Linked DNA regions of Homo sapiens: regions 1, 2, 3, 4 and 6 are each linked to region 5. Evidence: chromatin loops called from intact Hi-C (ENCODE). Cell type or tissue: ascending aorta. All regions are shown on one strand. Links, peaks and the distances in the headings refer to the core of each region. The heading gives the core; the rest is flanking DNA.

Region 1 (5,121 bases), core at 743-4,742, 300 kb before region 5:
AAATCATGGAAAGCTGAAATTCTCCAAGTTTGTTTTATTCCAACATAAAAATATCTCTGTAAAATAATTGCCATAAAATGCCTTCTCTTCTGCATTGCTATGTTGGGAAGCTGATATAAATTATCTTAGCTTTTAGATAAAAAAAAATTTCTAATATGAGTGCTATCTGGAAAGCTCTTCCTGCACATTCTGAAGTTCTTTATGCTGATTTCTTGGGTCATACTATCAAGCATAGCACCTGGCTGCAGCAGCTGTGGATAAAACCTGTCCACCTGCATTCTCAAGGGGTTTGTGCTGTTTAATTTAATTCCCACCTCAAATTAACTAGGATCTAACTAGGTGGAGTCATGTCCACGGGTCTTGGGTCTCTCCCTGAGTTACTGTTGGGATCTGCTCTCCGTCTCTGTCTAGTCTGAATGCCTATCTACCAAGTTCTGTGGGCTGCCTCATGCTGTTCACTGCTTCCTTATAGTCTCTACCTGGAATTTTTAGGGAAAATTAATCTCCTTAGTTCCCAAGCAATCAGGCATATCATCAACATCTCTGCTTGCATGCAAAATAAGGCAGCAATGGGTTTTTCTTTTAAAGATTTTTTTCAATACTATTACATCAATTCTTTTCACACCTGTAAATGCATTGACCACAGTGAGAGGGCTTATCAGGCTCTGTCAGTCATTGTTAGTAATTCCCTAAGTTGGATGATCAAGCCTTACCCACATTATGAAACCTTCCCAACACCTTTGGCATGGAGCTGAACAGCCCTTCTCTAAAAGACCACATCCTGTCAACCCCGGTTTTCTCTCGCTTCACCCCTCGTATCACAGGAAACACAAAGACATGTTACTGGGGATTATCAAGGATATATGTTCCCGGGGATCATAAGAGATTTTCCAGCACATTCCAAGATATACATGTCTTCAGTCCCATTGTCTGCCCTGTACATATGACATAATGAAAGAGTTGACCACTCTTACTAATTGACACCAAATATATGCAGAAACAAATTTCTCACATTAAAAAATCAGACATGTTCAAAAAGTTCATTTTTAGGTCAATTGATGATATTTGAAACTCATTCTTCTCTAAAAACAGTGTTTGTAATGCTGATGCTGACCACAGGCTTGACCCCAATACCCCATCTAACCCACAAAGTATCAGAAATAGCATATGATTGCAGTGAAAATACATGGAACACAACATTTTTTACTCTGCTTTGTTACAATACTGGTAATAAAATATGACACACAACAGTAAGAAAGAAATAAGAAAAGTAAGAAAATAAATTATTTTTAATTTTCTTGTATTCTGATGCTTGAGGAAAGGTAAATTCATCTAGGAGAGACAAAAATGTAGATGAAAATTTGTGAATACCTTAAAGGGAAGTTGAGGTAACTTTCAAGGATTTCTAGAAGCTGATGAGAATGACATTTTAGAAGCAGTAGTAGAAGAAGAATCATCACTATTCACAGTTTTGCTTCAACATTTCTGTCTTTCTTTTCCTTGGTACAAACCTATCACTTGTAGAACTCAAGCCATGTGTTGGGCTCACAAAATGAAATAATAGACAGAAGGGGAAGGTTGAAATTGAGAAAAGAGGGGCTTTCCTAAGTAAGCAAAAGAAAGTACCTTGCATAGCATTAATTGATTTAAAATCCATGTTTAGCATGCACTATCTGTCCAGTTCTATGCTGGGTCTTACGGATATAAAGAAGAATCGAACAGTTGCTACCATCATAACACCGACCTATTGCAGTAGGTGGTGAAACAAAGTGAGGCAGGGGCTGGGAGTCAGAACAGACAAGCACACCTGCAAATTACACTATAATGTGCTGAAAGCTGTCTTAAAGGATGAGGAAGGTGCTGTTTGTGGAAATCTGGAAATGCTCCCCTAAAATGACATTTAATTCTCAAAAATGAATAGAAATTTTTCAGAAGGAACAAAATGTACAAAGGCATAAGCATACAATCATTTTGGAAATGATGTGAGGTTCAGAGTAAATGCAGGGAAGGAGGGTAAGACATGGCAGATGAGGCTGAATAAATAAGAGGAAAATGCATCCTGCAGACTTTAATGCCCAAGGAGAGTTTAAACTCAATTCTATTGGAAACTCGGAGACAACCAATTCAATTTGAATGTTAGAACAATGAAGGAAGATTAACTGAGATGCAATTAATTGATCTTTGCATGGCTTAAAAGAGAGAATACAACATCAGGAAATCATGGTTGCCTCTGTGGAGACAGAAAGGAGGTCAAAAGTCATTAGATCAGAGTGTTCTCTGCTAAGGCAGCAGCTGAAAAGAGGGGGTGGCAATTAAAGGAAAAGTGAAGTTAGGGAAAGGAACTGGCCCTGGGGTCTTTAGGAATAGGGGAGACAGTGCTGGATGTTTGCAAGTGCATGTCTCATACTCATACAATATGATTTCATTTTAGGATTAAAAGTGGAGTTAATTTTGTATCTTTATGTCAATTACTACTGACAAAATGGAACTCATGTACCAGCAGGTCGTCTGCAAGTCGTGGGTCATATGGAAATGAGGAATTCATGTTTAATAATTGACAGTAGCTGATGAACAATCACTTACTTGTTTGTCCCACCCTTTGGCATTTCTGCAACATGGTTCCTAGAGTCATACTCTTCTCTTTTCCTTCCTCTTTGCCCCGGTATTTCACGCATGAAAGGGTGTTTTGGCAGCTAGAGATCTCTTCAGTGAAGAATGTTCTCTTATAGTAAATTCATAGCATTTCAGCATTTCAATACTTCTCTGTATCTCTGATTTCTGGCTTTCCAGAGATGTTAAGTCTAAAACCCCATGCAGAGGATAAAAATGTAATAAGTTAAACAAGAAAATAAGAAAAAATTTTAAAACCTCACATGTTAATTCAGAACAATAGTTCTCAGAATGCAAACTCCAGTTATCTGATTCAGCTGTCCCTGGAGGGGCTTTCTTGGGCAAGGAGTAGATGGCCCAGCATCTAACACTGTATGCATTGCAGGCTTCTCAGCTACTCAGGAAATGAAACCAGGCATATAGCTGTGTATAGAGAAGGAAGGCACTGCCACCTACAGGTTGTAAGATTATGGACCTAACACATTCACATTTAATTTGTAAAAGAAATTATTTTACTAATGTAATGTTGTCATAGCCTTAAAAGCCTCAAAGATAGTTGGTCTATCCTCCTACCTTTGGGCAGACCTGTTTCTAAATATGCAAGAACTTTCGTTGAGATGAGAGAAGTTCAGCTCTCAGACAATTAAAATCTAACCAAAGTCAGACTTGCCCTGCAGGAATTGAGGATTAAGCTAGGCTTTGCACAAGGTAAGCGGTGAAGGGGTGGTTGGCAATTGCCTTCTAATGCAGTCTTTAAACTCTGAGATCTCTCTGGGCCTCAGTTACTCTTTTGTAAACTGACGTAATGGCCTAGATCTGTGGTTCTCAAAGTGTGGTCCCTAGACCAACATCAGCAGCAGCATCCAGGACTGGTCCTGCTGATGATTTACCTGGCCTTGCCCTGGGCCCCAGACCTATTGAATTGGAAACTCTGTAGGTGGGCCCCAGCAATGTGATGTCACAAGTTCTCCAGGTGACTGTGCTATACATAAAAGTGTGAGAATACCTGTGTTAGATGATTTAGAAATATCCCATGTGCAATTCCACACCACTGCAGGTGTTACCTGCAGTTTAACCATCTGTCTGTGGAGGAGCTGTCTGCCCAGGAAGATTGACCTGGGGGTGGTGGTGCAGGGGAGAGCAACTGAGGAAAAGTTAGAGCTGAGAAGCCGAGGTTCACCTGTCTAGTGAATGAAAATTCAGCCTCTGATGGACAGTCCTGATGGTCAACTGAATGTCTAAAGACCATTGGTCCAAGAGATTTCTCACCCTATTTCACCAACATATAAGAGCAATGGACTCTCACTCTGCTTTGCCATCCACTGTCTGAACGAATGCATTTCCCCTGGCTGCACCCCAACTACCAAATAACAAGGCTTAGGTTTCCCCTCTTCTTCCACAAAGACTTTTGTGAATGGCAATAAGTCCATATTTTTCCTTCCTTCCTTCCTTTCTTTCTCTTTCTTTCTTTTTTTCTTTCTCTCTCTCTTTCTTCCTTCCTTCCTTTCTTTCTTTCTTTTCTTTTTTCCTGAGACAGGGTCTAGCTCTGTTGCCCAGGCTGGTGTGCAGTGACACAATCTCGGCTCACTGCAGTCACCACCTCCCAGGCTCAAGCAATCTTCCCACCTCAGCCACCCAAGTAGTTAGGACTACAGGGATACACCACCATGCCTGGCTAATTTATTGTTTTTTTGTTTTGTTTTGTTTTGTTTTGTTTTGCAGATACGAGGTTTCACCATGTTGCCCAGGCTCGTCTCAAACTCCTGAGCTCAAGCAATCCTCCCACCTCACCCTCCCAAAGTGCTGGGATTACAGGCATGAGCCACTATGCCTGGCCCATATTTTTCTCTTTCTATCTGAATCCCCTTCTCCCCAACGTCCATAGCAGAAAATTGAGTACTTAATGACATATCATATTGGAGTATTTTCAAATTGTTCCCATGATTATCTCATCTCACTCACCAGAGCTCACTGAGGATTTTTGCTTATGTGGCTCATATACTCACCCCCATGTTTCTGGCAAGTTTCCAGAGCGACTCCGGCACAAATTGGTGTTTAACAAATTATTGATGATTGACTTTTATATAGTTATCTGAAACTACAAATGTGAATACATTTTAAGCCACCACAATTTTTCTCCTCTTTTCCCCATTATGATCCTAAAGGATTCTGTAAAACAGTCATATTGACTTAAAGAGGGCTAAAACCCACAAAAAAACAGCGAACTTGAAAAAGGTGAAGTGGTGAGGAATTCTAAGAATTATATTAGACCCACCTAGGTAGATCAGTGGAACAGTCACTCTTCAAATTTCCTCTGTTATGGGTCATGTATTTGAGCAGTTAAAAAAAATAAAATTTAAACCACACCGACCAAAAATTTGAATCATCCTTTTAAAGAAAACTTAATAAAAGTTATGTGCAGATGTAGCTAGTACTAGAAAATAAACCAAAATGTCAGCAGTCTTTTTTAGTATTGTGACTATGAGATTGTTGATGAGTAATTATTGAAAA
Region 2 (5,121 bases), core at 686-4,685, 63 kb before region 5:
GAGAAGTTTTATCATCATGATTTTAAATGAATAAAATAGGACGGGCGCGGTGGCTCACACCTCTAATCCTAGCACTTTGGGAGGCCGAGGCAGGCGGATTGCCTGGGCTCAGGAGCTCGAGACCAGCCTGGGCAACATGGCAAAAGTCTGTCTCTACAAAAAATACAAAAAATTAGCTGGGTGTGGTGGTGCGCGCCTGTAATCCCAGCTACTAAAAATACAAAAAATTAGCTGAGTGTGGTGGTGTGTGCCTGTAATCCCAGCTACTCGGGAGGCTAAGGCACAAGAATTGCCTTAACCCGGGAGGCACAGGTTGCAGTGAGCCAAGATTGTGCCACTGCACTCCAGCCTGAGTGACACAGCAAGACTCTGCCTCAAAAAAAAAAAAAAAAAAAAAGGTAGATAGATAGATAGATAGATAGATAGATAGATAGATAGATAGATAGATAGATAAAATGAAGTACAGGGAGTTTCACCAAAAGAAGCACAGATCCTCTACTTAGCTCAGGAAGTTTCTCTTTTTGGTCGTAACATGACTTCCAAAGACCCTTATTTACTCTGGCTGTCCCTTCCTTGTAGCCCTTCTCTCTTTTGTTTCTCTTATGTGCTAAACTTATCCAAATCTGACTTTTCACCAGAAGAAATATTCTCACTAGTGGAAGAACATCTCAGGTTCCCTTCACCCAGCCCTAAAAAACACTTTAAAATGACTCACAAAATGAACCTTTCAGCTTCCAGGGCAAAAAATATAAGTTTCATTAAAATTCTCAGAATATATTTAGTTTGGGGGTTTTTTGGTATTTTAAGTTTTATTTCAATTGTTTTGATTTGCTTTGAAAAGTTTCATGGAACCCTTTGTTCATTGACCAACTACTGTGTTTTTGCTATCTATAAAATGCAGAATGTGGCAGTCACCCCAAGTTCAGCTGACAGAGTTGCTAACGGTGATGGGATACCTGGAGATGAACAAGCTGAAAATAAGGAAGATGATCAAGCTGGTGTTGTGAAGTTTGGATGGGTGAAAGGTGTGCTGGTGAGAAAGCTCTTCTGTTTACAAATGAAAACTATCCATTCAATGTTCTAGTGGATTAAGAGTGAACAAGGCCTGGGCACAGCTTTATGAAGAGCCCCGGGTTTTGTCCCACTATCGTTTGTCCTGTCTCCTTTCAATACCGCTTCTATCCACAGGTAAGATGCATGCTGAACATCTGGGGAGTCATGCTCTTCATTCGCCTCTCCTGGATTGTTGGAGAAGCTGGAATTGGTAAGCATTTTTCCCCTCCTAAATAATTTTGCATGTAAATCATAAATTCAATAAGCAATCTTTTTTCACCATTAATACTGAATGTGAGATGAAGGTCACAGAAATAATTTACAGTTGGGCTCCTTTTACTTTGCTTCTTTGACGATGTTTGTCAGAAAGCAAAGGTGAAGAGTTAACTCCTATGAAACTGGAATTTTCCAGCTTGCCAAACAGGTGAATGCTCAAGGAGATCTCTCTCTTTTGATAGAGTTTTAGGTACACAGACATATAATAGCATGTTAATTTTAGATAATAATATTTGTATTGGGGGACATATTGACATTTGCCTCTCATTTGTTACAGAGTATCCTTCTTGGCATGATTGGTAAAACTTCACTGAACAAAAATAACTTGTGAGAAAACTGGTGAAAATGTGACCTGACTAATAAAAATGCTGAATTGTTGAACTTTTTCCAAAGAAAATAATTGTGTTACTTTCGGGTACCAGCAGTAAGAAAACAAAGGTTAATCAAATATTGCCAGATACAAGCTTTAAGTGAAAGATGAAATGACTAAGATAATATGTGCATTACTGTTATTTTTTTCTAAATGAAAAATGGATAATAATGACATTATTTTGAGTGGTTGTTTAATGTTTTAAATATTACATTCTATTTTAAATATTATTTCTTCTAGCAAATCTTTTTTGTTGAAAGTATATTAGTAAAGTTTTTATGAAAAATCTAATTGAATTGTATTAAAGTTCCCCATTTAATGAGATAAAAATTAATAATGTTCTATTCCATATATGGGAAATACATTATGAATTCACTTTCCGGAGAAGACTTAGTCTCAGGAATATGGAAGTTCTATTGTGCTTTCAGATAGCACTCCAGAAGGTATCTCAATTCACATTTTAAAAGGTAGTTGGTCATTATTTATTGGCTTTGCTCTTCAAAACACATTCAGCATCACCGGAAGACTAACTCAAAAAAGAAAGGGCTAAGCTGTAAATTGAAAAAATGGAGCCAGTTCCCATAGTTTTTCCATGTTTCATGTTTGGCAACTGCTGGGTTCCTGACAGAGGGCTGCTTGCCGGTTTTATGATGCATAACAAATGAATGCTCACAGCCGCAGGGTCCAAAATAAGTATATGCCGTTCCATGGAAAATCTGCATCTTAATATTGCCAAGGTTTTGCTCCAGGGTTTCATGCAAAATTAGGTTTTTAAGGGTAGTTTTAGTAACTTATTGAGATCATCAAGAAACATTACTTTGTTTGGAGGTGTGAGAGTAGCCAAGGGCAAGAGTAATTCTTTTTAACGCAACTTATTTAACATCCATACGTTTGGGCAATAATCTGAACTTTAATCAGATCTTACATTACTCTTCACAGTCAACCCAGTATTGAGTTTCTTGCAAAACTGTAGAGAATGAAGAATCCTATCTTCTGCTAAACAGTTTATTATGCTATCATATTAAAATATTAAAATAAAATTAATATTATTTTAATAAAGATCTTTATATTGAAGTAGTTAAATTATATATTAGAAGAGAGTAAAATTCTACCTAGTAAGTGTTCAATGGATTTTCCTTTGAATGGAGGTTTGTGTTTTTCTTTTCGTTTCTTTTCTTTTTTTAATTCTCGGAAGACAGACTTTAGTGAGTACTAGAAACTTATTGTCAACCTTACTCAGTTTTACTGGCCTTTGCTATGAACCTAAAACTTAATGAGTTAAGTCACCATCTGGGTCCCATTTGGGTTTTCCTTATTGGGGAAGAAAAGAAACAAACACATCTATTTGTTCTTGCTTTGGGGGTAGATTGAGGAAGAAATCTGAATACATTTTCAAGCCCAGACCCTGGGAATAGAGCCAGAAGGAATCTGGAGCCAGGAGTAACAGTAGCTACAGCCCTTGGGTAACCATTCTGGGCTACGAGTTTTGGCTGTCTTGTTCCCAAAAGCAAAGGGCTGAATGAGCTGCTAATGCTGTCTAGTTGTTCTTCTCTATCTTGGAGACCTTGCTGGGGCAAGATGGTTTCCAATAAATTTAACCATCAAGCAAGGAAGTTAGGTGTGAAAGCCGGTATGACCTGAAGCAAGTCACTTACATTCGGTGTTTCCCTTTCTTTTCTAAATATTAAGGAGCAGGTTAATTCCTACCCAATGAATTCTTTGAAGATAAAGCTAAAGTACCTTTCTGAACAGGCAGACACAAGTTGAAATAGGCTGAGGGTAGCTTAGTTGTCTTACTGAGGGATGCATAAGAATTATCTGGGAAGTTAGGTTAGGAAACTGCAGAATCCTGGGATTTACTTTTAAAGATCCAAATTCAGTAGGTCTGAGCATTTTTAATAAGCACCCCAGGCATTTCCTGAAGCAGGTGGTTCAAGAACCACAATTTCAGAAAACAATGAACTGAATGTTCTCCAAGCTGCCTTCTACCCTGGGATTTTATGTTTGATTATGAGAGAGAAGCAAATCCCTTGCTGTTCAAAAGTATAAAACTTTGTTCCAAGATTTCAAATGGTTTGGAGAAATATATACAATGCAAAAGGATGAATTAAGAATTGTTGAAAAAACTAGAGTCAAAAGGAAAATAACAGTGAGGAAATAATAAGGTTGGAGTAGGTTTAGTGTTATGAAATGCAAATTATATGGTCCTGTAGAGTTTCTGGGGTATGCTAAACATTTTCTATCAAGCTTCTTCAAAACAAAGTCAGGAGCAAAACAAGTGCAGAATAAATCACCTTTAGTGGCACAAGGACCTGAAGCCACATAGTGATACAGAGGCACTGCTCACCACAGTATCCCTGCAATAGATATGAAGAATTTGGTCCAACTATTTTTTACAACCCCAAGCTTTTAAGAGTCTACAGGGTCTAAAGCAATATGGTCCAAGTTTGCAGCCTGTGCTTAGTTAGCTTCTTCCCACTCCACCTTAACCTGCAAAAAAGCCTAGAGGCTGCTGTTAGAGACAGGGTATGGCCAAGAGCTTCAAAAGAACCAGCCTTTAATACCTTGACTCATTCCCACTGCTGCCCTTAACCTCCTTCCACTTTCCCTTCTCCTTGAGCATGGCCAGAGAGATCACAGCCTCTCGTGGCTGACTACCCTTCTAACCATACTTGGAACGAGAGAGCCTGCCAACAACTATGGAGCATTCACTTTACATAGGGGAGCTTACCAAACAGCCCAGACCAGAGCATTCTGGATGGAGCCAGGGTGAGTTCAGTGGCTGTGACTCCACAGCCCTCTCCCTGAATTCTGGGTCGGCCTCCATTAGAGAGGGTATTGTAGGAGAGGAAAAACAGTTATCTTCTACCCATCTTAGGTTCATTGGCTGGGGGCCTATAAATTAGATTGACAAAAGTCAGATCAATAAGAGAAAAACAGAATTTATTAACATGTACATGGTACATACACATGGGACCACTCAGTGATGAGTGACTTAAAGGGTTGCTTAGAACATGGGCTTATATATCATCTTAACAACAGAACAATTAAATCGTAGAGAGGTGATAAGACAAAGGAAAAGGACTTTTCATTCATAGGGTGGCAAATGCTGCCAAGGTAAATATATAAGGAAAGGAATGGAAGATAAGAGCTTGTCAGCAAAGCTTGTTGTGTAGATGCCTGTGGTGCCTTTGTCAGGCTGATAAGCATCCAAAATTGTCTCTGGTAATCAGAGACATCACTTTCTGGTAGAGAGGGGAGGGAGGACAAATTTATGTCCCGTTTTTAGGTAAATAGGAAGGGATCGAGAGCTTTTCTTGTATCTACTTTTTTTCGGTTGTCTCAGCTCCAAATAATCCTTATGCCAGAGTGATATATTCTGATACCCTTTTGTAGACTCCTGGCTATGTGTTTCTTGAAGC
Region 3 (5,121 bases), core at 519-4,518, 810 kb before region 5:
GATTAACAACTCCAGATATTAGAATTACAATAATAGGCAAGCCCTGTTTCATGCCCATCAGTAGCTCAGACATTTAAACATCCTCCAGATTCTCCAGAAAGTGTTTATTTGCTCATCTATTGTAAAAGTATTTATCAAATACCTATCATATGCCATGTACTTTGCTGGATATTGGAGATAAAATTAACAAAGACATCCTTGACTCTGTCTTCATTTAGCTTCCAATCTCCCAGGTATGCTTACCTCCCTTCTTCATGAAAATTCTATTTCCCAAACTCAGTCACTTATTACTACTTTTAAGATCTTTTGTATGTTGATATATTAAAAGTGTTATTATTTACTTAAGATTTACTTTACTCCCACTTAAGTTGAAAACCATTTTATAAGGAAATACTTTATTTCTCCTCTCAGAAAAGTGTGCACATGATTATAAACTCCACGAGACTTTGTATACTAATCACAACTTGCTCCTCACAGTGTCCTGCAGATGGTAAATAGAAGACATATAAATACAAATGCAATGAAAAAAAAAACCCTATTAATAAATTCTAGTTGAATCTTGTCTACCAATACCCAAATTAGTTAAAAGAGAGATTAGTACAGTTTAGAGACATACTTTAACCAAAATAAGACTTTTCCCATGAACTAATTGTAATTATTGGAAAGGAAATAACTTTGCTACGGTGTGCCTTGGTGTTACTTTATTCCATGTCCTTGTTCCACCTAATGGTCTTGCTTACCTACAATAACCATGCCATATGTTTTGTCAGGCCCTGGTCAGCACTGTTGGATTACTTATTAAGTTTTGCATGGAGAAATCTTTTTGATTGAAGGCCTAGAATTGCTTATATCAACTGGAATTATGAACCTAATTCCAATTTATTTTCTCTTTTTTTAGTAGTCTGTAGGTGACACATTTTCACAGCATTTGTAGCTATCCCAATATATTTTTGTTCTTTTTTTTTCTATTTACTGTAGAATGCGTAATCCTGGATCTCTTGTTCGCAAATCGACAGCCTGAAGCCCTCTGGAAGCCCAAGACTGCTGGAGGTAAGGCATGAACTTTTTTGCAATTATGTCTCTTCTGCATGGAATGATACTGCTGTTTGATTTAAGTTTGAACTTGGAAGATTCATTCCTTTAGGGAAATATTTAACCTAATCTTGATTTTTGCCTCAAATTGGCATTAGACGAGCTTGACTAAGTGGTCAGGTTGGGTTAGCTTTACAGATTGGATTCTTGATTTAATACAGCTCAAACTACAAGTATTATTATTATTATCTAAACCCTCTTTGCCAATTTAGAAAAAAATATAATAGGAGGAGAATAAAGATAAATAATAAAAGCACTGCCCAAGCACACCGTTTGAATCATAACCTGGGTCAGTGAGTTGCATGCCATACACTGACAGTCCTTTGTGGGGTGTTCCCAAATTTTATTCAATGTAAAGTGTGTTCTTTTCATAACCAAATGTGTACACTGTAATGGCCTTGTCTGTTAAGCAGCCACACAGGAAGGCAAGTTGCATGATGCCTATAGATGGAAATACTCCAAATTATGATCAAGTGATGGGAGAAGCAGCAGCCAAGTGCCAGAGAGAGTCTGTGAGTGGACATGTGGCTGCTGTTCCTCATGAATGTTGGTGGGAGCAGGGCCAGGGCAGTCGACAATTCTACGCACACAGTGACACGGCATTGGGTGACTGAGTGGACTTCATTGTGACTTTGCTTTTATAGACTCTGAGACACTGACGCACTGTCCTAGTCATTGTGTTGAAATCATTGCTGACTCTTAGTGATGTTTTCAGTTTGTTCATCTCCATAAATATATCTTCAAGATTCTGGTATGTTTCAAACTCCCACTTTCCCCCCCAGAAATGGGTCTTTCTGATTCAGGATTCACCTTCTGTCATAAGTCATACTTTCTTAATTGTTACTTTTTGAAATCAAGTTATGATATACACCTTGCTTAAACATTCAACTCCTTCAGTAATTTTCTTGATATTTTCAGCCTTTAAGTCCTACACAATCTGTCGTAAAGACTGCTGCTCTGGCAGACATGAGCCTTTATGATTTCTGTCTCCTGTGAGGGTCTGCACCTACTGAAAGGTTGATTCTCTGAGAAAGGCTGAATTACCATGAGATGGCAGTAGAGAGCAGCCTGGCAGATAAGCCCATATTCCTTGGTATTTGAGCCAGACTAGGGGCTGGGCCTAGTGGGAGGAGCTAGATTACAAGGTAGTCTGCTTTTGATTTTTAAGTGTCTTCCTGGGAAGAGAGCGAGGCATGTCTATGAAAGAAAATGCCGGTAGTAACATCTGAGGTTAACAAATGTGTGTCAGGAGAATGGAAGACAATTCCTGAAATATACCAACCTCCGGTGATCAGAGTTCTACCTGGCTGTGCTCTTTCTCTCTCTCTCTCTCTCTCTCTCTCTCACACACACACACACACACACACACACACACACACACACACACGAAAAAGAGAAAGAGAGAGAGGGAAGGGGGAAGGGGATGGAGGGAGAGAAAAGAGAATAGATAGAGGACACAAATACTTTATCCTTGGAAAGCAAGGTTAAGTGAGATCAGCAAAACGCAAGAAGGCAATTGTGACTGATAGGAGCCACGCAGGACAGCTGAAGTTTGAGACCATATTACCTTGGCTTTGCCATTTCGATTCTCAAAGGGGCCAAAGTGCTGCCGGATTAGACACTAGCATGGGCTCTAAATCCTGTGTATTTTAATAGCCCCTATTGTACAGAGAAATAAGAAAAAGTTAAAGATGGATGGCATTTTTAAAACGGTTGCCCAGAATGTGCCATGTCTTGCTTAAGTCACTTATTGCACTACTGGCAGTATTAGAATTAGAACCAAGTCCACATGCCCTAATTATCGGTAGGCCATGCTTTCCAAATCACAAGAGCAGGAGCAATTTATTTTTCTCTCAAACAGAAAAGATATTAAAAGGGAATTCAAAATGACCCTAGAACTCTATTGGAGGAATGTGGATGCCTCCATGTAGTAGAAGGAACATGGGGCTTTGTGGCCAAAGAGAACTGGTATCAAATCTTGCCTCCATCTCTTATAATCTATGTGGCATTAATCTTGTGGTTTGTGTATCTTAATTTCTTCTGAGCTTTAGAAGAAATCAATAACATATTAAAAATATCAAAAATATCAATAAAAATACCAATAACATTGATATAAAAAGTAGAATTGAGGATTAAATGAGATACACATATATAAAGGAGAGATAGGTGAAGACTGAATCCTGAAATTGTTCAATGTGGAAAATATTGATTTGATTTTTGGAACTGGATTCTGAAGTCTAAGGTAGGAGGTAGAATCACTTTTTTTGGGTTGAAGATGCTTTTGTTCTGTCAAGGACTACTTGCCTGGTTGCTTATAGTTATGCAGATAATAGAGCAAATGACACCCATTTTTCTGGAGAAAGACAGTGCCAATGTTTTGTGTAGTACCTGCCATTTGAAACTGTAACTGTGATAAGTTAGACAGCACTCTGCTCTCCAAAGAGTCATGGGAACTTCCTGGAAAAGAGACATTCAGACTCTACGTCTTCTCTAGGGTCAGTCTGAGGAAAAGAAAATGCTTTGCTAATCCTTTGGACAGCCGTGAGACTGGGGACATAGATGAGAGGAGGAGGCAGACAGGCCTCCCTGGAAAGGAGTGGCAGCCTCACCCTCACTTCACAGCTGGCAGTACCCACTGCACTCTGGGCCCTTCCCCTCAGCCACTGCAGAGGCAGCTTTGGTTCCAGTCCAAAACCGGGGCTAGAGAAGATTTAGGATTTGTGGAGCCAGTGGACCCTTGATAATACCAGGCCAAATCAGAGAGTCGGTACCTCTTGAGAGAGGGTCTGTGGCTGGGCCAGGGGAGTTCCTGAGCCAAGAGACACCAAGGCCAACTTTGGAAGTCATCTACATCACCTGTCAAAGCCAGTAATTATGCTGAAGTCCCCTGACTCACATTACACACTCTGAAAGAAAGAGAGTCACTAGCTGGCTCTCCATCAAGTCCTCAGGAAGTCTATATGTAAAATAGAGATTTGGTACCAGCATTATGCCTCTTCATAAAGTATGAACTTAAATTTTTCATGCGTTAGAGAATTGGGGTTAATGCTTAAAAAGAAAGCTTCTCATAAAATAAAACTAATGAAATATGGCTCTGAACGGATTTCAGAGACACGTCTTCCAGACTGCCTGGGGTCCCCTGGAAGGAAAAGGTTTGCTCTGATTATCAGCAAACTCTGAAAAACTGTGACTACACTGCTCGAAACTCATCATTTTCTTTCTTTTTCTTTGACCCAGAAACTCCTTCTTTCCCCTTGGACTCTTAAAACATCTATTAGTGACTATATTGTGATGGTGGCTTTGTAATCTCGCAATTCTGGCTCTTACATGGGGCAAGAAAAAAAAAATTGTTGGCAAGCTCATCGGGTTCTGGAAAGGCTGTGCCTTTCCCAGCTGGCCAGGGGAGCCGGAAGCCTGGGAAGGCTGTCCACAGGCTTTCTGGCAATGGTATAGGAAGAAAAAAGGAGAAGGAGGCTTAATTCCTAGCTGGCTGGACCTTGGAAGGTGGCCTCTTTTCCCTTTGGCTCATGAAGCTGAATAGAAGGCCAAGAATTCTAGCTGAGTTCCTGTCAGCTTGTCGCCTTGCTTTTGGACTCATGGAGTGAACTGAGTTGAGAAGAAGCTGAGGGCTGCCTGAGGCAGGCTTACCACTGAGCCATGAGGAAGACAGACCCTCCCTGTCACAATTGGAGTCAGAATATCTTAGCCAGAGGCCTCTCTCCTTTCAATTTAGAGAAGTAGATTGAAGAGTAAATGGCCTAATTAATTGTAGAATGTTTGCTCAATATTTGTTTTTTTTCTATTATACCATGAAATTACCATAAACAAAAACTACACTTTTATTTCTAGGCAATGAAAACCTTATTGCACAAAGGGTATGTGGCATTAAGTCTTAAACTTACAAGTATATCTTTCACAGCAAATGTCACATGACTTTAAAAATCATCTTAAAATATGATTCTTCTCAAAGCGTCTTGTGTGACTTCAATGAAATACTCATATGTGCAGCATCCCTCTAGTAGGTACTGA
Region 4 (5,121 bases), core at 795-4,794, 570 kb before region 5:
CAGGTCAGATGCTAAACACTTTACATGCATTACCACATTCTGTTTTTATAAAATCAATTTGAATATTATTATCATCATCCCTGTTTTCCAGATGAGAAGACTGAAGCATGTGTGGCTAAATAAATTATCCCAAGTCACAAGTCTAGTGAGAGGAGGAGCCTGGGTTTCAATCCAGACTAATATTCCAAAGACTTCATTATCATCTATTGCTATTAACTATGACCTCACTATTATTAACTACTATTACAACTAAGTAAGGGGTAGAATTCAACTCCTACTTGCTTACTACTCTGTGACATTAGGCAATTCACTTAAACTCTCTAAGCTTCAGTTTTCTCATCTATAAAAATGATAATAATAATAATAGTACTTACCTTGTAGCATTGTTGCAAGTTAATATTTGTAAAATGCTTAGAACAGAGTTTGGGTGCATATTAAGTACTGATGTTTTGTTTAATAACAGTTAAGAAGTTGTACTTTCTGATGACTGATGAACTTTTATTAACAATTACACACACAGATTTTCTGTAATTTTCAGATGACCGTTATGCTTCAAACTGGACTGTAAACAAAATGACTACTTTCCACTGATGGGAAATGTATGTAGATAATGTTTAAGCATAATCACTAACCATGTAAAGCATTGAGCCCTTTACAATTTCTTCTGGTGAAAACACTCAATTATCTCCATTCATCCATACCTTCCTTCTTTTACTCATTTAACAAACATTCTCATGCCAGTACTTTGCTGAGTCCTGGGGACGCAGGATGAATAAATGGAGAAGGATCCAATCTAGAGCTGACTGTATTCTCTGGTTTAGCACATAAGGGAGTGTGAGAAAGTCGTAGGTTCCATTGTTAGATCTGTTTAACAAGTATTTATTGGGCGTCCATTAAATGCCAGGCACTGTGGTGGGCACTGGGACTGTCTAGGTAAATAGAGATTGCTGCTGTTAAGGAGTGTCGAGTGGGGAAGACATGCTAAATCGGTAATTTGCCTTCAATTTACTTAATTACGTAAGTGAACTGGTTAGGGGAGCACAGAAGAAAAGCACTTATGCCCATGGTAGGGGCTAGTGGGATGAGGCAAGTTTTGACATTTAAACAAATTGTTGGCTAGAAGTCAGGAAAAGCAGAAATTAAACTACATACCAATATGGGGATGGAGTACCCAGAAAGCAGAGACACCATGAAACAGTGTGGCACAGTGGTGAACCGCAAGTTTCTGGGTAATGCTAGCATCTAAAGCATAAGGTAGGGAGAGGGGGGAGTTAGACTGGAGAAGTAGCAAAGTTAAAAGGTTAAAAGTGTGTAAAATCAACTGATGAGACCAAATGCTAATAAACCACAACAATGGTAGCTGCATAAAGAGTTAGCAGTTTTCCTTAGACTTCTTTCCACTAAAATCCAAATAAAAGGAGCGTTGTTTTCCTATCAAGATTCTTGGAACCAGGGAAATGATAAATGCTTAAAAGTAATATTTTGGTCTTGACCAAAAGGTAAAGGATACCATTCGTACCATGCCACAGTGAAGAGCCTACTTCCTACCTCTCATCCCCAGCAAGCCAAATATAGGGATCGACTCCGAAGTCTTCACTGATAATGTAGACTGAAAACACGGCTAATCCATGGCTTGAAACGACCTACCAGCATATCCTTCTGCAATCTAAAAGTTTATTTTTTCCTGGATTTAGGAACTCAGTCTAGGGCAAATTGCACTCTTCAGGTGGCACTCTGGAAAGCTGACGATTGTGGAATTTTAGCAAGGAATTTAGGAATCTCCAGAATTTAATTTTTTTTCCCTCTTTGCTGCTACTGCAGATGCAGGACAACTCAAGAGCTTTCTGTCTCCAGGTGGGTGGCGATTTGACTCCTCATCAAGCCAATGGCCACCCCCTTGCAATCTTTATGCAATGCACAGTATCCTCTGCCTGCAACGGGGGCTTGCTCCCTTGATGGAGAAAATACAGAATAACTGGACGCCAGGAAACAGGCACAGCTTTCTGGGTCAGAAGTTGGCTGGGGAAGGGCCCTGACTGCCAAGTAACTTGCAATGATGTCAGAGCCCAGCACAACCAGAAAACACCAACTAGCCGGCCAACAAAAGACCTAATAACAACAGGAAAAAAATCACAGAGCTGTGTTGCCAAAGCTGTTCTTTCCGCCCCCTACTCTTTTCTTCTAATTGGAAGAACAGCAGGAAAGAGTCTATATTTTAAAAGACTCCTCATCCTTCTCTCCCCTTCTTTCCTTGGGTTACACAGTGTTAACTAGGGAGGAAATAGTTCTCCGGATGAGTCCTGCAGCAGTTGCTTGGGGTGTCTTTTTTGAGTTCCTTTTCAAGGCTGTCCTTGGAAGTTTCAGAAACAACGAGGACCAGGGTATTTTTCCTAAATGTAAACATGTAACTGTGTTTGGGAGAAAGCAGGAACCATTGAGGAAAGGAAGTCCTTTCTGCGCCCCTCTCTTCTCTCTTTCACGGTAATTAACCATACTCAAATGAAAATTAAGTTTGGCGGAAAAAGCTCTCTTCTTTTTCTTTAAACAGGGGCATCATGGTTCATTCTAGCCATTTAGAGCCCTCAGTGATCCATAATTCAACTGGAAATTAATAAAACACAGCCCGTTCTTGGAAATGAAGTTTGAATTAAAATCCTCTTGTTTTGGAATATGTGACTTTTTTTTTCCTTTCATTTGTGACAGTCAATTTTAAATGATGTCACTTCAAGGACATTTTCATTTCTCCCACAACATATTACATGAAACACTTGCCTGTAAAACCGGGTCATTAGCCTGCAAAATTATACTGTACAGAATGGCTTTCATTCAAAGTAGAAATGGGATTTTTAGTAGGCAATTTCTGTATTTTATAAAGATAAAGCAATGTTTGATTGCTTTCTTCCCAGCTGTTTTGCTTAGTGGTTATAAAGAGAAATGGGGGGCGGGGGGGTAATGTGGGGGCGGGTTTGTAAAGATGTGCTTAAAAAATAAATCTTACACTGGAAAACTAAGGCAGAACTTCACGGAACAACTGCGCCCGCAGCTCTCCTGGGCTGCAGTGATTTGTCCTCTGGGTTCTGGAGGAAAGCTCTGAAAGAAGTGAGCGAGAGGGAAAGAGGGAGGGAATCGAAAAGGTTGCTTCGCAGGCTGCAGCACCCACTGCGAGCTGGATGACTGAGGCACTGGGAGTTGCTAGAAGGAGCAGCTACTCAGAGGTGGGGAGAGGGAGGGTGCGCAGCAGAGCGCCGGAGAGGAGGGACGCGGAGGCCACCGAGGGGTCAGCAGGGCCGCGGCGCCAGGGTGGGGGCCTCCAGGCGGCGCTGGCCACGGTTCACCCGCGAGGGCGAGCGCGCCCGGCCGGCCGCGCCTCCTGCCGTCCGTGCCCGGGGGTGGGACCCGCGCCGGGAGCTGCCGAGTGCGTGGAGGGAGCCAGGCTCCGGCTCGCCTGATGGATTGACTTGGAGATGGATCGAATTACACCATTTGCCGTGCATCGGTTTGTTTTGCTCCTGCTCTGTCCCGCTGCTGCTGCTGCTGCTGCAAGGGGTGGTGGCGAGTTTCAGGATTCTATCAAGGAAGCCAAGACCTAAGGAGACAGAGGGATATCTATTTTTACAATATTTTTCTTTATTTTCTTTCTTCCTTGCGCGTGGCAAGCTTTTTTTTTTCTTTTTCTTTTTTCTTACCAGCCTCCCCCCAATGAGGTAAGACCGTTTTCAACAATTTGCTAATGCTCTTGTGGCGCCCGGTGGGGGTCGGAACCTGAGATCCCGAATCGCTGTGTGTGTGTGTGTGTGTGTGTGTGTGCGCGCGGTGGGGGTCGGAACCTGAGATCCCGAATCGCTGTGTGTGTGTGTGTGTGTGTGTGTGTGTGTGTGTGTGTGTGTGTGTTGCCACTGGACAGTTGATTTATTTTCCAAGCTGCTCTCTCTGCCTGCCGTGCAAGGGACGCGCAAAGGGCTAGAGAGGTTTGGCGGACGCGTCAAAACTGGCAAAGCTGGCGGCTTAGGGGGAGGGGCAAGTGGACTTGGAGGCCCTCCTCCACTGTGCACCCCCTTGGAAAAAAAGCGGAGGGGGCATCAAGTAAAAGTTTCTTGCCAGGCAGAGCCAGCTCGGCGTCCCCCGCACATAGCTGGGGTTAGCAGGGGTTGCTTCTCTGCCGGGCACAGCGTCTCCAGGAGCCAGCCGGGGAGAGCTGAGCCAAGGCCGAAGGAGCCGCCTGCGGGCTTAGCCGCCCCCTCCCGCCCGTTGGCCCCAGAGCGGACGCTGGGACGCCCGGGGTCTGGCAGCTCTGCGCCCGGCTAGGAGCGGGCGGGCGAGCATTAGCCTGCGTCCTGGAGAAGGGGCGCAGCGCCGCAGTTGAGGCCGGAGCAGCCCCTCGCGGGCGTAGGATACCTGTCAGTGAGCGCCCGGATTGCACGGCCCCCGGGTAGTGCCTGCCGGCGAGGGGCGGGAGCTCGGGTGACTTGGCCATCCCCATCCCCGGCCCAGGCCCGGAGGGCGGCCGCTTCCCACCGTCCCTCTCCCCTTACTGGCAGAGCGCGCTGCGGGCGGACTCCCGGGCCCGGAGCAGCCCACCGGCCACCCCACCGCCCACCCGGCTCCCGGTGTCTCCTCCCGGCCGCTCTACCCAGCAACTTTCCGTGCTTTGTTCCCCGACTGGAAATGCTTTACGGAAGCGTCTTGGACAGGGTCTCCGCCAGGCGACAAGAGCTCGGTGCTGAGATGTGTTACGTTCTCATCTCCCCATCAATTATGGATGGAAACAAATAAGGAAGAGTCAATTTTGCTGAGCCCCTTCTCCGGCAACGAGAGGCGTTCTGCAGCCGGGAGGGAGCCGCCGCTCGCGCCGGCAGCCGCTGGCAGGGGCATGGTGAGGAGGAAGGTAGGGAAACTTTTATTTCCCGTCTTGACAGCGGCGGTGTTTGTCCCTGGTCTGCAGAAACTGATACAGTAGCCTCCTTCCTTGGGTAATTTAGGAGGGCTTGAAGCTTCTTCTGTCATGTGTAATTCTTGGATTGAAATGAAAGGTCATAAAGGACTTGGAAGTGTGCACGAGAATTGGGTTTGAAAAATTTGTGCTCCATCCACTCTTGGGACCATTGCTGTCAGGTGATTGTT
Region 5 (5,121 bases), core at 829-4,828:
ACTCTGAAATAGTAATAATAATAAGCCACAGGAGGAAGGTCTTCATGGTGGGAAGCATATGCAGATCTCTTTGCATATGAACCCTGTAACTTGCTGGGTGATATCAGGCAACTCACTTAACCTATTAGTTTCTTCATCTACAAAATGAAGATGATAATAGTAGTAACTATCTCAGAGTTGTTTAGAAAGGAATAAAATGCAACACAGTCCCTGGCACCCAAAGAGTGTGCAATAAATAGCAATTGCTAAAATAACTCCCAGGCATCTCAAAATACTCAATTTGTTTTGCATGACTAGGCCCATTTCCAAAAGTTGCATAAATATACTGCCTATAGAATGCCATTCTTGCTCTGTTTTTTAAGGACCTCCAAAACACTATGCAGAAACTTTGTTTATTCTTTTTGCAAAGCTTGGGGGGTGGGAAAAGGAAAGGGTTACAGTTTTCCATTTCACAGACGGGAAATCCGAGGCATAGAAAAAGTAAATTACTTGCCTAATGTCACATAAAGCCAGCAGCAGAGCTGTAATTGGTTGTGACCCCCCAGTGCAATGCAGCTTGTCTTCTCCTTTCAAAAGTCAGGGGTAAGCAACTTCTGTCTCAGCTTTAATACCATCAGTCTAATTTCTCAGATTTTCTATAGCTGCTGATCTTGAGAACCTTTGAAGCTTTGGGGAAATCACATGGGTGATTTGACCTTAAATCTCATGCCACTCGCAAAAGATTAATTGCTAAGACCTGGAAAGGGGCCAGACAATTCTGTGTAGCTGAATAGCAGCATCGTCTAGGGATGTGACTGTCCTGACAGATTTAGTTAGTACATAATTGATAAATCTAGAGTTTGTATAGCTTCGCTTCACAGATAGATAACGCAATGGGCTCCAAGGGTTGACATTTACAGAAGCTCTCCCAGTGTTTTGTAACACTGAATCTAGGTTTTCTATCCTCTTCCTCTGAGCATTGCTCATTTTCTAAGGCTCTGTTCTCAGCAGGCAATAAGATGAGGGCATCTGACAAGAGTGCCACCTCACCCAGTATAAGCAAGAAGCAAGAAGCCTCCTAAGTGTAGCACTGTCATATGACTGCTTTGAAAGTCTTATTTACCCTGATTCAGTGCAGGGTGAGGTCAAAGAGAGATCCAGCACATTACATAGCAGCTAGGAAATTTTCGTCACAATCGGAATCCAAAAAAGATAAAAGGCAGCCAGATACAACATCAAAGCTTGGATAGTGTGTCTCAACCTTGGGCAGGAAATTTTGCACTGCTTGACTCCTGTTCCAGACTAAAACATGTCACAAGACCCCTTTTAGCAATTTGAACTCTGACAGGCACCCAGAAACCTCAGCTTTTATTTCTTTGACTTTGGTCACCCACTCCACAAAGTTATTTTGCTTATTGAAAGGAATTGGTGGTGGATATTTTCCATTGTAATTTGTATCCAGAGCCTATAGAGTTTATTGTAAGATTTTGTTATCTTTTCTTAATTCTTGCTGTCTAGTTTTATGTTTCAATTCATGAAGCATTGTTGTGTGGCTGATATATACTCAGTGTACTTCTGTAATTTTGTCACTTCCAGTTGTAAAACATCTGACCCACTAGCTTAGGTCAGTAAATCAGTGGCTTACAGTGTGAAAGATTTTCTGTTTGTTTGTTTTTGCATGGTAGTGAATAAGGGTGGCATTAAATAGCCTCTCTTGCCCTCACAAATAAAAATGCTGTAACTTCATGTATCATAACTTAACACATAGAGCTGTTTTTCTAAGCTAGTTGTGACAACTTTCTGAATACAATTTACTAAGATACATTACTTTTTCTCTTTTCTTTTGGAGACACGATCTCACTCTATTGCCCAGGCTGCAGTGCAGTGGCATGATCATGGCTCACTGCAGCCTCTACCTCCCAGGCTCAGGTGATCCTCTCACCTCGGCCTCCCAAGTAGCTGGCACTACACACCACACCCAGCTGATTTTTGTATCGTTCATAGAGATGGAGTTTCACCATGTTGCCAAGTCTGGTTTCAAACTCCTGGGCTCAAACGATACACCCATCTTGGCTTCCCAAAGTGCTGAGATTACAGGCATGAGCTACCTCACCCAACCAAAATATATTACTTGTATTAGAAGATAATATATAAAAATCATTTAGAAAAAATTACTATGTATAAACAATTATTTTATCACATACATACCATTTTAAATATTAAAAGTTTATAAGATTGTTTCTAGAAACTTTGTAGTTCTGAGTTAAGTAGGTGATTTTGTCTTCTTTCATCAGAGGAATTAGAGAGATTAGAACAGGAGAGACTAGCATTGGAAGCGACTATCAAAGATAATGAGTGTGAAGAGGAAAGTGGAGGCATCCGAGGCTTGTTTAAAAAAGCTGGCAAGTTGAACATTACTAAGACAACGCCTAAAAAAGGTAAGAACTTTTTAAAATTTGCAAAAAAGTTTACAAGATGAGTCACTATTTGAGCATCTATGAAGAGTCCGAAGTCAGCATCTAAGATGTTGGGAGCATTGAGTGTGGGTAGGAACTGAAAGGTTTCTCTCCAGAAGGTAGTATGGATAAACGGTAGCAGCTATTGTCATTTATCAACCTCATTAAGTACTTTGTACCATCTTACTGTCAAAAATTATTTTTTAAATGTAATATTTGGTTTGGAAGTCAAATAGTGCTTAAGCAGATTGCATGCCATAAAACAGAAGTTTCTCAGTTAAGATGGAAAGGGGATAGAAATTTAAGAGCCAATACCCAAACTGTCTTATCCACAGACACCCTTACCTTTCAGACATTTCAGGGAACTGAAATACGACTAGTACATGCAAATACGGTATCCAGCTGGAACGCTGATTTCAACAAAAGCATCTTTATCACAAACCAGAATGCACGACTTAGAACTTTATTGGTACTCACTACCTGTAGATTTCATCTAAATGCTACACTTATATGTGGACTTATGGTATGCAGTCCTGGGACAAAGGATCAGAGGTTGGGAGAGCTTGTTACACATTTTATAAACAGATGATTCAAACGTTTGGTTTTTTGAAAATTACTTCCCGAAACGCTATGGGTTTGAGTTTAATGAGGTCCACAGTGACCTCTGCTGGTCAAAAATCAGAATGTTACCAGGCATTTGTTTATGCACGAATGTCCTGTAGTTACTGAAGTCATACACTGGTGTGAGGCCAGGAAAAGATGGTTTCTCTGGGAGGGTCTCCAAGTCAAACAGCAGGATCCAAGTGGAGACTTAGCAAGCTTCTGGTCTAGGTTGACCGGCGCCAACCCTTTAAAGAGGCCCTTCGACAAGGCCATCTCCTACCCTGTAAATCGTTTGTCTGTTTGCTTTCCTACTATAGCCCAAGGACGAAATTTCACCTGTAATATAATAGTTTTATATATCCACAGAGAATGATGGGAAATCCAGATATTGCCCCACTTCAAATACTCTGGCTACTGTCGAGCTCCTGGGATACCCCATGGGCCGTGGCCTACTCCTTACAGTCCACCTTAAAATGACATAAATGATGTGTTTGAATTCAACTTGAAGCTACATCAGGACTTTTAGGGTGAAAATATTTAAATAAGACTGTTCTGGATGCTAACTATTATCTTCTTTTCTTTCTAATTATTTGGTTTAACTGTGAAAAAAGTTAACAATCCATTAAATCTGCTCTATTAAGTGGTACAGTCTGGAAAATAATGGGAAATTCCAAAGTCATAGCCCAATAATGTGCTCCAACTAGAGAGAGGGAAGCATTAATGTCCTTATTATGACAGCGGGACTTGTTATTTATTCTGGAAGCTTATTTCTGCGTCACAATACTTGTTTTGGCAAAAATATACTCTTCCAAAAGTCAACATGTCAAATTGTTCAGAAAAGAAAAGTAATAATGTTATATACTGTTTTAATACCTAGAAGTTTAAACACAGCTCTAAAGTGGGCCCATTCACTACTCTGGGCTTCCATTGCTTGTCAACTCTTTTGAGTTCTAGACGAGAACCAATCCTGCCTCCAGGTACCTGAGTGTGAACAGGAGGCCTCTGGCTGCTTTGACTTGTCTGTAAGTGAGGGCAGAGCTTGGTCCATTTTGTAAATAAATTTTTCTCCCTCAGCGGTCCCAGGGATGTAAAAACAATATCAGATCATTGCTTCAGAACTGACAGACTCTAAACATGGAAACAACAAAAGATAAAACAAAGCATCTTCAGAACCTCTTAGATCAGAGAGGAAGCTCTGAAGAGGCTGTCAGCCCTCCTCTAAGCACCAGGCTGACACCACCACTTTGAAACACAGCAATAAAGTCATGACTTTCAAAGACACAGATATGAGAAATGCTACGTACGCTGTGGCAAATAAACCCCTCTTGGCAAACAGGAACAGGTCCAGTTCCAACACTGGCCGAGTTCCCTGGTACACTTTCACTGTATCCATGTTAGGGTAGAAATCACATTTAAAAAAATTGTAACTATTTTATATACACCCTTAATTATAACTCAAGTAAAGATGTTTTGTATTTCCATATTTTCTAAGGTTTTTTTTTTTTCATCTAATTCACAAAGATTCAAATAGCTCAAATGGCTTTACTTTAGCTTCGCAAGATTCCTTGAAAAGAAAGCAGAAGAGTAAGCCAGGCCAACTAAGAGACTAAATAGTCATAGAGTTCAAGATGCACACAGTCCCTGGCAAATTTTATAAACCAGACCTGAATGGAACTTAAACCAAAATAGTGCTTCATGAATCAATTCCCTAATGAACGGATATTTCTGATTCTATAGCTTATTTCTAGAAAACCACTTACCACATGTTAAGTAAATACAAAAATATTAATATCATTAAGGTGATTTATATCTGAGATTTTGGGAAATGTGGATATTCTGGCTAGTAGCATTGTTGCATGCCTAAATAATAACTCCACTCTGAGACAGATTACTAAAGGTCTGAAAAAATCCATTGTCTTTTAATAAAAACTATTATTATAAAGCTGTTTTACTTATTGACTGTCAATATTTTATTTAACTATTGAAGGTGTTCTCAATTATTCTGGGATTGGACTTTTATCTCTGCCTTTTGAAGAATACCGCTATTTATTTTAGGTATAATAAACATGAATCTGTGACCTTT
Region 6 (5,121 bases), core at 769-4,768, 1.1 Mb before region 5:
TAATAGACCTTATCTCAATTTGAGCTTTTCTTTTGTTTGGTTAACTCTTTTCCCCTCTATTTCATGACTAGATTTTAAATTCTGTGAAACAAGGATAATGTCTGTTGTGATTACATTTGTTCCCTTAATACTTAACAGAGAGTACAGCATATGGTAGACAACTAAATAAATATTGGGTGAGTGGGTAGGTGGATGGATGGATGGGTGGATGGGTGGATGGGTGGATGGATGGATGGGTGGATGGGTGGATGGGTGGATGGATGATAGGTTTGGTTGGCTGGCTGAGATTCTTACTATTAAGATCATGGAATTGTATTTCTGAGAGAAGCTAACTTAATATTTACAAGGTCAAATATATATGTCATATATGTGTCACTAAGGAGATACAGAAGGTTAAGTTATTAACACTCCTTATCATTTACTTCTGGTACCTAATGTCTTAAAAATGCTTGTCAAAACACCGGTGCATTTTGAAAGAGTTAGAGAGTTTGAGAGGGAGAGTGGGGAGGTAAGTGGACTGGGGGACTCTAGACTTGAAGATACTTCAGGCCAGGACAGACCTATGGGAAATTGCGTGTGGGGGCTAGGGAGTGGGCAGGGTTGAGGTGGAAGTATTAAGGTGTTGGTAGTCCAGGCATTCAAGAGGAAGTATCAGATCAGCATTTCACAAAGAACCAGGTCAAAAATACTACATAAAGTAACTTCTTCTTAGCTTTAGAGAATGTTCAGTAGGGCCTTGCACACATAGTACCAAAATATGTGAATGAAATATTTGTCTAGGAAATTACAGTTACCTGATGTCATGACATAAAAACAAAACTGTTTTCTTTCTTTGACTCAGCCAGTTTTTAAAATGGTAGTCAGTCAACTGGAGTATGTACATATGTGAGTGTATCTATCTTTACAGACAAACTTTTTGTTCCACCTAGGAAGATACTTCATATGGAAGATGTTTTCATGTACTGCTTTTTATCATAAAAGTATAAAGGCCTGGAAAGTTTTGTGTTGAATGATGTTCTCTTTGTCTTACCAGGAGGTGTCACTACAGCTCACTCAAACTTAACTAGTGCATTCTATAGGGATCAACCGGTGTCAGCACTTACCAGAATAGCATTACCTGCCTACTAAGTTTTCCACCAAGTTACGTAAAGGAAATTTGATGAAAAAAAGAATCATTTCCAGATGCCTATTTCTCCTCCATACAAATATTCTTATCATTAATTACCTGAAACTTAAAAACTTGTTTAATATTCTAGAAACAAATGGCATTTTTACTTTCCCTTGAGTGTTAAGTGGGGACAGTGGAGAAAAAAAGAGCAGAATAAAAAGAGGAAAGATGGACACAGAGAAACATGAAAAGAAGGGTGAAACAGAAGTGTTTCCAGTGACAATGTGCTGTGTGAAGACCCCAGAGCACATTGCTTTCTCACCTGTCTTACTTGGGCTGCATCATCCGTTCCCTGCCCTTTATCTCTGCCCAGATAAGTCTAACTTTCTCTGCCAGAGCTGGGATAATTAGAACAAAAATGATTATCTGGTGTTGAGCTAATATACTATCACAGCTCTTTGACATATATAATTTTCTATCTCCCCTGATAACATTATAAGATAGGTATTAATACAAAAATTTTCCAGGGGAAGAAAATGAAAATCAGAAAGTTTGCATGATTTGTGGTTATAATTGTGTATTTTACCATGGTCTTACCAGATGTCAAAACCACACTCTTGTTCTTTTCATGATGCCTCTAAAGGATCACTCTCACGGGAGACTTTCCTAATGTCCTTTAACCCCTGACCCTGACCAATTTAGGTATCTCTTCTCGGGGTTCCACTGCATCTTGTGCTCGCCGTGTTTGAACATTTATCATGAATGAGCACAGCCTTCTATTCTCTTGTCTACCTCTTCATCCAGAGTCTGAGCACTTTGAGGGTGGACACGATGTCTTGTTGAAAGAACAGAATGTGAGACCCCCATTAACTGGATGGGTGAGTAAGAGGAAAGGCTCACCTACAGATGGGGATTCAACGTGGGTGAGCGTGTGGATGAAGGACAGCAGAGAAAGCAAGGCCCCCCAGGCCACCTGCCTTCACCCACCACCACTGGCCTCAGGTGCTCCACAGCAAGTTATCAATGAAGGGGAAAGTTTCAGATTTTTTTTTTTTTGGAGACGTGAGAACAGGGTTAACCACCCAAGAAGCAGGTGATATTCATCCAGCATAGCCCACACGTTGTAGGTCCACTAGGACTGGAGGGAAGTAACTGGCATCTGAGGAGCTATGTGTTCTGCTGTCCTCCAGGTGGCAGCATGGCCCAGCTGTTGGAGACAAGCTCAGTTCTTGGACATCCCTAATGCTGCCAGACTCAGAACTGTTCTCAAGGCGTTTAGTGCCCTGGGAATGATTAATGGCTCTGCCCGTTCACTGCACCCGGAGGGTAATTGAGCCTGCAGTATTTTGGAGGCTGCAGAGAGGCTTTCTGAGCCACTGTCTGATAGAAGGGGCTGCAACATTTTGGATATTATATCCCTTGGGAGACCTCCTGGAGGACATTTGTGTGCCAAAAGAGATCTTTGGTAGAACTCTTTAAAGAGGAAAAAAGACAGCCCCCCTAAAATATGGGGAAATTGAGCAGTTTTAACGTTTTTTCAGAAATTTGGTTTGCTGTATGTTCCATATTCTTTTTTCCTTCTTTGGTTCTGAAATAATATTCCTTTCCACCTGACTTAAAGCAAATCCTTTGGAAGGTAGCTTATGTTAATTGACTGAGTATTTTGAAAGCATGCAGGCAGAGCTATGTAAAATGTCTTAATTTAAATCAGCGCTAAGCCCTTTCATATTGTAAGCTGAGGTATTTAAAAGTAAGATGATTGGAAATTTCTAAAGTTGCACACGATTCAAGAGAATGCGAAACATGTTAGAAAGAGCTACTGGCACGAGGCTACAGCATCCATTTATTCTCAATATACACATAATATCAATTATAGAAGACAACCAACAAAAGATCTTAAGCTTGTCAGGTTGGGTTTGTGTGGCTGCTTCTGTTCATTAGAATTTTGAGTAACTGGGAAAACTACCAGATTCTTAATGGTTTCTTGAACAGGATATACTAGGAGATCTTAGCACTGTTAAGAAAAAAAATCACATATAAATTCAAAAAACCTTTGCTCATCTATGTGGCCAAATGGGGAATCTAACCCTCCCCCTTTCTGTAGTTTGGATTTAAGTACCTGTGGTGGTGGTTTTTTAGCTTCTTCTGTGGATTCATTAATATCACTTTGGTACTTTCAAGAACAGTTGTTCTTCCCTAACCTGTGAGATTTTACTCTCCATTATAGAAGAGTCTCTCCTCCTAGCCTGTGATGATTTGATGCTGTACCCTGTATACGAGGTTATCTTCCAGATGTTTAGAGAGCCAAACTTAACTGGTTCTCTGTGTGCCAACACTTTTAAGTTTTCACAGGCAGTGAGTTTAAGGTCTTTAAATCATTGGAATAGAGTAGAAAATCAGAAGAACAATTAGGATGGCCCCTCAAATTCTGTTTTTAAATTAGGTTACAGATGTGCATAGACTGCTCTTCTATCTTGCCTTGCTTTGTTAAATTTATCTCAAAGATTGAACTTGCAAGTGTCTTTTTTTTTTTTTGTAATGAAGACCTAAGCTAAAGATTGAAAGAAAGGAGTGGAGAGGGGGAATTAATTGAAATAAATCCACAATAGTTCATTCATAGCCTCTAATTTAACTACCACAACAAAATTAGTGGGAAAAAAAAATCCTAGCATTAAGTCTTGTTTGATGATTCTTGACTCACTGAAGGGCTTTTCTCAGCCTACCAGTTTCTTTGGCTGTTTTGGATAATTTATCAGAAATGTCTTGAAATGACCTCTTGATATGGAGATCTGTATTCCCATGCCGTCATTAATTATTGCACTGTTTAATATATACACACTATGGAGTACTCTAAGTATTATTGTTTATATTTCTTATTTTTTTTACTAATTTTTCAAAATACAAATTTCTTTCTGTGTCATATTTGTAAACTAATAATAATTTTTGGATATATTTAAATCATTTCCTTGGGGAGTCAAAAGGCTTACTGTCCTAGAAAAGGACAGAGTTGGTATTACCTGACACATGTAACATAATGCCCTCCAACTTCATCTGAGTTGTTGCAAATTACAGATTTTCCTTATTTTTTTGTGGCTGAATGGTACTCCATTGTGTATATACCTCATGATCTCACTCACACGTGGAATGTAAAAAATTGATCTCATAGATGTGGAGAGTAGGATGGTGGTTACCAGGGGTTGGTGCAGAGGGTGGGAAGATCTTGGTCAAAGGATATAAAATTTCAGTTAGACAGGAGGAATAGGTTCAAGAAATCCATTGTACAAATGGTGACGATAGTTAATATACTGAATTCTTGAAAATTGCTGTGGGCGGATTTTGTGTTCTCACTACAAAATATGACAACTCTGTGAGGTAATGCATATGTTGATTGGCTTGATTATACCATTCAAAGTATGTATTTTTCAGGATTTGATATTGTGCAATATAAATATATACAATTTTATCTGTCAATTAAAAAAATAAGATATGGATCCCATTGTGTCTAGGATCATGTTGATTCCTAAAGACAGAGCTCTAAGGAAGTGGATTAGGTGAAAACAATAACAGCTTGGCCTCCTCCTCTGCTTAGAAGGGCTCCTGTGTTGTGTAACTCCCAAGTGAATCTTTCACACCAAGGGTGGTCCAAGCAGGGACCTGGATTCACACTTGCAATTGGATGAGATTTTTTTTTCTCTTTTCTTTGGGGAGGATAACGGTTAATTAGTAAGCAAGAGAACCAGGATTCAAATTTAACTTTTTCTAAACCCAAAGCCCAAAATTTTCATTCTGCTTCCTTGACACCAATATTTTTGACAAACTGTTTGTAGCAAAGGATCACAAAATTATACAGTGACAGGAGGGAGGACACGTATACGTCAATATGTTTTTGTGCTTCTCTGAAACACCTAAGGGAAGAGATTTCAATGGGTACAGTTTGGAGTCCTTTCCTGGGAAGGAACTTCCCTTAAAAAGCATCATTCTGAGGACTAAACAGGAAAAAGATGTGGAAGAGA

What was found. Peaks named below come from ENCODE experiments on the same cell type or tissue, not always from the same donor. Only the 100,000 strongest peaks of a DNase experiment are listed, where the experiment ranks them.
Region 1: it touches region 5 in a loop (3-fold over the local background); 11 of 110 quality-filtered maps call a loop at or near these places.
Region 2: it touches region 5 in a loop (4-fold over the local background); 2 of 110 quality-filtered maps call a loop at or near these places.
Region 3: a loop joins it to region 5, with 3 times the contacts of the local background. A loop is called at or near these places in 6 of 110 quality-filtered maps.
Region 4: a loop joins it to region 5, with 6 times the contacts of the local background. A loop is called at or near these places in 8 of 110 quality-filtered maps.
Region 6: a loop joins it to region 5, with 7 times the contacts of the local background. A loop is called at or near these places in 61 of 110 quality-filtered maps.

The regions. Positions count from the first base shown.
Region 1 is chr15:47,985,054-47,990,174 of GRCh38, forward strand. The region is part of intron 1 of LOC124900354 (a long non-coding RNA gene); the gene reads left to right. It overlaps LOC102724553 (a long non-coding RNA gene), which reads right to left. Exons shown (of 3, transcript XR_001751520.2): 2 at 2,584-2,801. Among named protein-coding and RNA genes, the nearest start is that of SLC24A5, 130 kb to the right of the region's middle. RefSeq lists an enhancer at 3,099-3,148. In ascending aorta, for the core only: a CTCF peak has its summit at 3,059 (motif pointing left); a DNase peak (open chromatin) is centred at 3,021.
Region 2 is chr15:48,219,733-48,224,853 of GRCh38, forward strand. SLC12A1 (solute carrier family 12 member 1) reads left to right here. Exons shown (of 27, transcript NM_000338.3): 3 at 902-1,033; 4 at 1,189-1,264. Among named protein-coding and RNA genes, the nearest start is that of SLC12A1, 16 kb to the left of the region's middle. In ascending aorta, for the core only: no CTCF peak of the experiment used is centred there; DNase peaks (open chromatin) are centred at 2,329, 3,119 and 4,362; H3K4me3 peaks cover 986 bases; H3K27ac peaks cover 4,000 bases.
Region 3 is chr15:47,469,496-47,474,616 of GRCh38, forward strand. It overlaps a transcript of SEMA6D not described here. Among named protein-coding and RNA genes, the nearest start is that of SEMA6D, 250 kb to the right of the region's middle. In ascending aorta, for the core only: a CTCF peak has its summit at 2,123 (motif pointing right); a DNase peak (open chromatin) is centred at 2,186; H3K4me3 peaks cover 438 bases; H3K27ac peaks cover 1,144 bases.
Region 4 is chr15:47,713,989-47,719,109 of GRCh38, forward strand. SEMA6D (semaphorin 6D) reads left to right here and starts at 3,517. Exons shown (of 19, transcript NM_001358351.3): 1 at 3,517-3,704. RefSeq lists a silencer at 3,344-3,638. In ascending aorta, for the core only: CTCF peaks have their summits at 3,277 (motif pointing right) and 3,484; DNase peaks (open chromatin) are centred at 2,043, 3,313, 4,183 and 4,523; H3K4me3 peaks cover 3,117 bases; H3K27ac peaks cover 3,097 bases.
Region 5 is chr15:48,282,833-48,287,953 of GRCh38, forward strand. SLC12A1 (solute carrier family 12 member 1) reads left to right here. Exons shown (of 27, transcript NM_000338.3): 21 at 2,274-2,417. Among named protein-coding and RNA genes, the nearest start is that of DUT, 46 kb to the right of the region's middle. In ascending aorta, for the core only: a CTCF peak has its summit at 3,115 (motif pointing left); a DNase peak (open chromatin) is centred at 3,149; H3K4me3 peaks cover 737 bases; H3K27ac peaks cover 4,000 bases.
Region 6 is chr15:47,193,875-47,198,995 of GRCh38, forward strand. It overlaps a transcript of SEMA6D not described here. Among named protein-coding and RNA genes, the nearest start is that of SEMA6D, 520 kb to the right of the region's middle. In ascending aorta, for the core only: CTCF peaks have their summits at 1,064 (motif pointing right) and 2,278 (motif pointing right); a DNase peak (open chromatin) is centred at 2,327.